2 separate regions of the Homo sapiens genome follow, and region 2 is linked to region 1. A link is an interaction called in ENCODE POLR2A ChIA-PET data of the cell type or tissue named here. Cell type or tissue: PC-9. All regions are shown on one strand.

Region 1 (4,000 bases):
CCTTTTGCTTTTGGCATCTGCATTAAGAATGTGTCCATGCAAAATGCTGTGAATGAGCCTGTGAGTATGAAATGTGATGACAAAGCAGGAAGAAAGCCATGCTCTAGGAATCTGGGGCTCTGCCTTTTGCCATTTTGTGTTATGTAAATGAATCACATTCTTTTCCATTGCCTTCTGTGATAGGCATGGGTGTCTCTTGTGTATTTGCAACAAATCAAATTTGCTGAAATAGGGAAACAGGTAATTTTCTCTGACCTTTGGTTATATCACTTTCATTTTATACATGAAGAAACTGAGGGGCAGAAAGGATTTTATTTTTGATTTTTTTCTCGTGTTATGTACACTCCCTGGGTAAACTCACTGTGTTTCATAGTTGTAGCTACCACCTGGGAATATTTGATGATGGCTTCCACATCTTGAACTCCATTCTCCACCCTTTGACCTTCATATTCGTGGTTTTCTTAAAACTACTGCTTGTCTCAAAACACACTCTGTTTCTTCACACTCTACACAAAAAACAACACTTTTGACACCAGACGTGTGAGGATTTTCCCCCACACGCCAAGCAGTTCTCCACATATCAACTCAGTGTCCTATAGTTCAAGTCAATTCTGACACTAATGGGTTACTGCAGACCCCGCTGGGTAAGGGCTTAGTCCCATAGGACCGCCTCCCACTTCAGATGCCAGTCACAAGGCCCAGGTTGTGACCGGTGCTTCTGACTAGAAGTTGGAGTTCCCACAGTTCCCCTCCTCAGGTTTGGTAATTTGCTAGGATGGCTCACAGAACTCAGGGAAACACTTTACTTACATTTGCTGGTTTATAATAAACGGTGTTATGAGGATACAGGTGAATATCTAGATAAAGAGGGCCACACCCCCCTCCAGTGTTCAGCAACCTGGAAGCTCAGCAGATCTCATGGTTCAAAGTTTTTATGCAGCTTAATCTCCAGCCCCATCACCCAGAGGTCAGTGAGTGGTGCTGAAAGGCCCAACCCTCTAATTACTTGATCTTTCTGTGATGAGCCCCATCTTGAGCCTGTCTAGGGACCCCAACAAAAGTCACTTAATTAGCATATACTGGGGTGTGATCATGAGGCTTTTTATGAACAACAATGACACTCCTGTCAGGAACTTCCAAGGGTTTTAGGAATTCTGTGCCAGGAACCAGGGAAAAAGACCAAATATATTTCATGTATGCCACAGCTTGTCATAACTAGAATGATCCTGTGTATTCCATCTGCCCATTTTGTCCCCTAAATGACGTATTTTTCTTTATTCCCTAACGTTACTGAATGTAAAAACCAACAATAACAGTTTTGAGCCCTTTTATATGGCAGGCACTGTTCTTAGCACTTTCCATGATTTAACTCATTTAATTCTCCTTGATTTTCACCACTGCTGTTATCCTAATAACCCTACTGAGGACACTACGGCACGAGAGGCGGAGTGAAAAGTGGAGCCAGGTCTTGAACCTGGGTGGACCAGCTCTAAGTTAGGGCTTGGCACACTGGCCGGTGGCCGAGTCTGGTTCCCCATCTGTTTTTGTAAATAAAGGTTTATTAGATCCCAGCCATGCTCATTAGTGTTGTCCACGGTGGAGTAGTGTAGTTGCAGCAGAGACTGCATGGCCTGCAGAGCCTAAGCTGTTGACTCTGCCATGCTCATTAGTGTTGTCCACGGTGGAGTAGTGTAGTTGCAGCAGAGACTGCATGGCCTGCAGAGCCTAAGCTGTTGACTCTGCCATGCTCATTAGTGTTGTCCACGGTGGAGTAGTGTAGTTGCAGCAGAGACTGCATGGCCTGCAGAGCCTAAGCTGTTGACTCTGCCATGCTCATTAGTGTTGTCCACGGTGGAGTAGTGTAGTTGCAGCAGAGACTGCATGGCCTGCAGAGCCTAAGCTGTTGACTCTGTGGCCCTTTATGGAAGAGCGTGCCATCCCTGCTCCTCACCCTGTGCTCCTGCCTGCCACACTGATCTCTAGAAGCTGTGTGCTCCTCCTTTCACTTCTTATGCTTCAGTTTCCATATCTAGTTATTCACAGTGTCGTGCTACTTTTTCTGACAAAGCATCTCAAACATAGCTCTTCCTGTCCATCCTCATATGACCGTCACCTTGCAGGATGCTGTCAGGTTTTACCTGGACTAATGAAATTCCCTGTTCTGTGATCTCCAGGATCTTTCCATTTGTCCTATACCAATGCTTTCCAGTGTTTTCCATGTCAGGACCCACACAGTAAAAAGATAGTATTTGTACAGTACACCGGGGCAAATGGCTGTGGCTGCTTGGGGCTGGAAGCGGCCAGCTGAGAGTAACCACGTTTCTAAGATGTAACTTGATCCCATACACTGGCTCATACTTGAGACACTCATAACTTTTTTTTTCCTGGCACACTGAAGGGAAAGCCCTACTTTACACTGTCACCAGACTTCTTTTTCTGAAACATACCTGATTGTGGTATCTGCCTGCATCAAAACGTTCAGCAGCTCCGCATCACCTAAGGCCTGAAGTCCAAACACCTTAGCATGGCATAAACTTCCTTTCCTAATGGATTTGATAACCAGGGCAGCCCTAACACATTGCCACAAACCAGATGGCTTAAAGCAACATAAATTTATTCTCTAGACGAGAGGTCTGAAGTCAAGGGGTTGTGGCTGATCAGTCCCTTCTGGAGGCTCTGAGGGAGAAACCGTCCCATGCGTCTCTCCTTGTCTAGTGGCTGCTGACGGTCATTGAGATTGCTCAGCTTGCAGGTGCTTCACGCAGCCTCTGCCTCCGTCTTCATGTGGCCTTCTCCTTGTGTCCTTTTTCTTCTTGTAAGGACAATACTCGTTAGATTAGGGCCTCCACTAAACCAGTATGACCTCTTAATTTGATTACATCTGCAAAGACCTAATTTTCGAATAAGGTTACATACACGCTTCTGTGTGGTTATGACTTTGTTTTGGGAAGGGAAGACACTATTCAACCTAGTGTATCTAGTAACATTCCAAGCTACTTTTCTCAACTCTTAGCTAACTCCTCATCCCAAATATGTATTCATCCACATGTACCAATACTGCCCCCACCGCACACATCCAGTGTTCCAGTTGTACAGACAGACTCACTGTTCCCTGAAGATATCAGGCCTTTTGTACGGTCACCCTTCCATATCCTCAGGTTCCATATCCATGGATTCCACCAACAGAGGATCGGAAAATACTCCCCCACTGGCTGGGTGCAGTGGCTCACGCCTGTAATCCCAGCACTTTGGGAGGCCGAGGCGGGCAGATCGCCTGAGTTCAGGAGTTCAAGACCAGTCTGGGAAACATGATGAAACCCCATCTCTATTAAAAATAAAAAAATTAGCCAGGCATGGTGGCATATACCTGTAGTCCCAGCTACTTGGGAGGCTGAGGCAGGAGAATCGCTTGAACCTGGGAAGTGAAGGTTGCAGTGAGCTGAGATCATGCCACTGCACTCCAGCCTGGGTGACAGAGTGAGATTCTGTCTCCAAAAAAAAAAAAAAACAAGAGAAGAAAATATTCCCCCTCCCCCTAAAAAACAAACAATAAAAAGAAAAATATAACAACAAAAAATAATATAAAAAAAAATTCAGGACTGGGCGTGGTGGCTCATGCCTGTAATCCCAGCACTTTGGGAGGCCGAGACGGGTGGATCACCTGAGGTCAGGAGTTCAAGACCAGCCTGGCCAACATGGAAAAACCCTGTCTCTACTAAAAATACAAAGTTAGCCGGGCATGGTGATGCATGCCTGTAATCCCAGCTATTCGGGAGGCTGAGGCAGGAGAATCACTTGAACCTGGGAGGTGGGGGTTGCGGTGAGCCGAGATCGTGCCGTTGTACTCCAGCCTGGGCAACAAGATCGAAACTCCATCTCAAAAAAAAAAAAAAAAATTCTGTATAACAATGATTTACATAGCATTTATGTTGTATTAGTTATTATAAGTAATCTAGAGATGATTTAAAGTGTACAGGGAGGATATATGGGTAGGTTATAC
Region 2 (4,000 bases), 360 kb after region 1:
TACAGCCGAGATCACTTTCTCAAGGCAGACGGCCTCGGCAAATACCAAGATGGAAATGAACCAGAGAAAGTAACTGCAAAGATACAGAGATCAGAAGGGCTTGGAAGGGATCTGTGCAGCCATAAACAAGTGCGCTTCATCTGAAAAGATGGAAGCTCAGAAGAGCTTGAAGTCGAAATGAGAATTAGCAGAAGGGCTGGGTGCACTGAAAATGAACTTGACTCAGAGTCAGTATTGCTAGATGGAGGAGGCATTCCTGAAAGCCCAAATAGAAAAGTTGGTGAATTTAGAAGAAAAAAACCAGGAAATTTTGTTTGACATGCTAGTCAGGGAATTTGGGTCCCTTATTCCTTTAGAAGCGACAGTTTGGAAATACTAACGTCTTCTGCAAGAGCTGAAATAAATCCATGGCAGACAGCTACCTGTTGAGGGAGTTTTGAATGGGTGTGGGGCTCTGCGGAGCTGGGGCACAGCACATCTTCCAACTCTGAGTTGCTTCTTTTTCATTTGGTGGCATCTGATGACTAGCAAAGGCTGAGATCAGTGATGGGGACAAATGCTTTCTTCACCTGGAAGTCTCCTGCTTGCAATTCAGGGAAGCCTGGCAATCCGTTGCTTTCTTGGGTTGACTGATGTGTAAGACGAGAATTTTTGAGCGTGCCGGGATCTTAGGGATCATTGTAACCCCTCTCATTTTATAGGTGTGCTTCTCAGCTGCAACCTGGAGAAGGTAGTAACTTTTCCAGGGTCAAGAACCCAGTCTTGGCTGGGTGTGGAAGCTCATACCTGTAATCCCAGCACTTTGGAAGGTCAAGAAGGAAGGATTGCTTGAGCCCAAGAGTTCGAGACTAACCTAAGCAACATAGGGAGACTCCCGTCTCTATTTTTAAAATAAATAAATAAATAAATAAATAAAAGCTCAGTCTCTGGCCTCCTGCACAAGTGAGCAAGACTGCAGGGGGGCGTGGTCCCAGAGGTAGACACCTTTGTTCCCCCAAGGGAAGGGCCTGGGGGAGTAAGAAGGAGATGTTTGTTTATTCATGAGACAGGCTCATTTGTAAGGTCAGTTGTGACCGATGCTCTAAGCAGAAACACTTCCAGATGTCACAGGTAGGACAGGTAGCCTACCTGCCTGCTTTCAGGCTGCACAGAGTGAGGATGGGAGAGATGGGCCACTGCTCTCTCCCTGTAAATTGGTTAGTGCAGCTGTTTTGGCCTGATGACTCTAGGGACCCACAGATGACCTGTCTGGACCCTTCTCTTCTCTTTCTCTTTTTTTCTATTCTCACCAGTACTGACCTGACTCAGAGTCTGAGGTGTAAACTCCCTGCTTACCTCCCTATCCCACAATACAATGTTTTCTTGCTTCCCTTTCCTCTTCCCTCCCGCAATTCCAGCCAGGTAGAGCTTTTGATCAGGTGGTTTCTTGTACCTAGATTTCCCTTGTCACACCCCTTCTGGTTGAAACACTTGACCTTCTTCAAGGCTCAGTCGAATGCTCCTTCCTTCATGAAACCTTTCATGAGCACCTGCTATAAATTAACTGCTCCTCTGTGCTTCCACTGTGTAGCATCTCCCAAACTTCACGCCCATCCAGAACTTCAGAATGTCACCTCATTTGGAAAGAGAGTTTTTGGAGCTATAACTAGTTAAGGATCTTGAGATGCAATCACATTGGATTTAGTGTGTGCCCTGAATCCAATAACTAGTGTCCTTATAAGAAGATGATGGGGGTGGGCACGGTGGCTCACACCTGTAATCCGAGCACTTCGGGAGGCTGAGGCAGGTGGATCACCTGAGGTTGGGAGTTCGAGACCAGCCTGACCAACATGGAGAAACCCCATCTCTACTAAAAATACAAAATGAGTTGGGCATGGTGGCACGCACGCCTGTAATCCCAGCTACTCGGAAGGCTGAGACAGGAGAATCGCTTGAATCTGGGAGGCGGAGGTTGCAGTGAGCCAAGATCACGCCATTGCACTCCAGCCTGGGCAATAAGAGCAAAACTCTGTTTCAAAAAAAAAAAAAGGAGATGACGGGACGTAGACACACACAGCAAGGAAGGCCATGGGATGATGAAAGGAGAGACTGGAGCCATGCTTCCATAAGCCAAGGAGCATCAGGAGCCACCAGGAGCTGGAAGAGATGACGAAGGATCTTCCCGTAGTCTTTTGAGTGGAGAGGAACCCAGAACCCTGCTGATGCCTTGATTTCAGACTTCTGGCCTCCAGAACCACAAGAGAATACATTTTGTTGTAGTAAGCCGTCAAGTTTGTCCTAATTGGTCATGGTAACCACAGGAAGCACATACAGATGGTGACTTGTGCCTTCACTGTAAGCACCTGGCCACACTCTAGGTCTTTATTCATCTTTGCTACATTTTCTTACAGGCCCAGAGCTGTGCCAAACACCGAACAGATACCCCAGGTAGGTTTGCTAAGCTAGGTCTCTCAGAGATGGTGTCAAGGGACTTATAAGCTTGGGCTGGCCCCAGGGCTAGGGATGGGAAGGACACAGGACTTGCTGAATGGAAGTGCTGGAGAATGGGGTTCATAAATCTACTCACAGTGCTAGTTCCTGGCTGGGTGCTGTAGGAACAGGGCTATCTACCCACATGCTGTAAATTCACTGACAGCAAGACAGAACTCCAAGCCAGTTCCCATACTACCTTCCTGAAATACCTCCCCTCAGACTACCTCTCGGAAGTGGGAATTGAGTTTTTTTGTTTGTTTGTTTGTTTTTGAGACAGAGTTTTGCTCTGTCGCCCAGGCTGGAGTGCAATGGCGTGATCTAGGCTCACTGCAACCTCTACCTCCTGGGTTCAAGCACTTCTCCTGCCTCAGCCTCCCGAGTAGCTGGGATTACGGGCGCTTACCACCAGGCCTGGATAATTTTTTGTATTTTTAGTCGAGATGGGGAGTCACCATGTTGGCCAGGCTGGTCTCGAACTCCTGACCTCAAGTGATCCGCCTGCCTCAGCCTCCCAAAGTGCTGGGATTACAGGCATGAGCCACTGCTCCCAGCCAAGGTCCTGGAGTTCCTGACGTGGTATTAGGCCCACGTATGTTGCCCCACCTCCCAAGGTTTGCAATCATGGCCCAAGACTTTCGTCCAGCCACTTGCTGGATACCAGACCAAAGGCGGGGATGGTCCCTACAAATACTTCTAAATGAACGGTCCACTTCTCCTCTCAGGGGCTCCTGCTAACACCATGTCAAACTCAAAGACTGGAGCCGGGGCTGACCACTAGCCAGAAGTTAGTTCCCTTGGAGGGAAGGGGAATAAGTTTAAGGTTTGTGAATGCTTTTGTGGAAGGAATTCTAGGAGGGCAAAGAAAATTAAAAAGCAAGACCTTTACGCCTAGAAACCCTAACCATGACTGGCCCTGCCTCAGTTTGCCACAGTGCACTGTGGGTAAGGAGAGATGTGTCCGGAGCTTTCAAATTCTTACAGCCTTAGTGTGCCTTTAAAAAAAAAAAAACCCTCGCTTATTTGGGCCACCTTTGCACCCTAAGGCTCACCACCACCCACAAATATTGCCAAATCCTATTTAACTCAAGGTCATTATGGGAAACTGGGTTGTCAACTCTCTCCCTCCTTCCCAAATAAACAGATAACTCCTGGACACGTCAGCTCTTTGCAGAGACTCTGGTACACTTTTTTTTTTTTTTTTTTTTTGCTTTTTGGGGTCTTCCCCCTCCCAGATCCAGTCCCACCAGAATCTAGGCTGGGAAGCTCTCAGATGCAGCCACCAGAATCTAGGCTGGGAAGCTCTCAGATGCAGCCTCCACTTCCATCAAGAGGAGAAGGGATGTCATCTGTGGTTCCACACAGCCGCCCCCTGTCTAGTATCACTGCAGGCTGCGGGTGGCACTGGACCTCTCTGGTCTAGTACTCTTGGGCCACCCCCAAGCCCACTGTTCACACCTGTCCCCAACCCATAATTTCCCCACTCCCTCGACACTTGACCCTTTGTTCCCAACCCCACTAGGCCTCAAAA

What was found. ChIA-PET counts read pairs that join two places held together with the same protein. Peaks named below come from ENCODE experiments on the same cell type or tissue, not always from the same donor. Only the 100,000 strongest peaks of a DNase experiment are listed, where the experiment ranks them.
Region 2: POLR2A ChIA-PET joins it to region 1 with 7 read pairs; 3 of 35 experiments call an interaction of 5 or more read pairs at or near these places.

Annotation. Positions count from the first base shown.
Region 1 is chr1:12,249,280-12,253,279 of GRCh38, forward strand. VPS13D (vacuolar protein sorting 13 homolog D) reads left to right here. Exons shown (of 70, transcript NM_015378.4): 6 at 1-60. Among named protein-coding and RNA genes, the nearest start is that of VPS13D, 21 kb to the left of the region's middle. RefSeq lists an enhancer at 189-1,180. In PC-9, no CTCF peak of the experiment used is centred here; no DNase peak of the experiment used is centred here.
Region 2 is chr1:12,611,046-12,615,045 of GRCh38, forward strand. The region is part of intron 1 of DHRS3 (dehydrogenase/reductase 3); the gene reads right to left. Among named protein-coding and RNA genes, the nearest start is that of DHRS3, 5.2 kb to the right of the region's middle. In PC-9, no CTCF peak of the experiment used is centred here; no DNase peak of the experiment used is centred here; H3K4me3 peaks cover 1,933 bases; H3K27ac peaks cover 757 bases.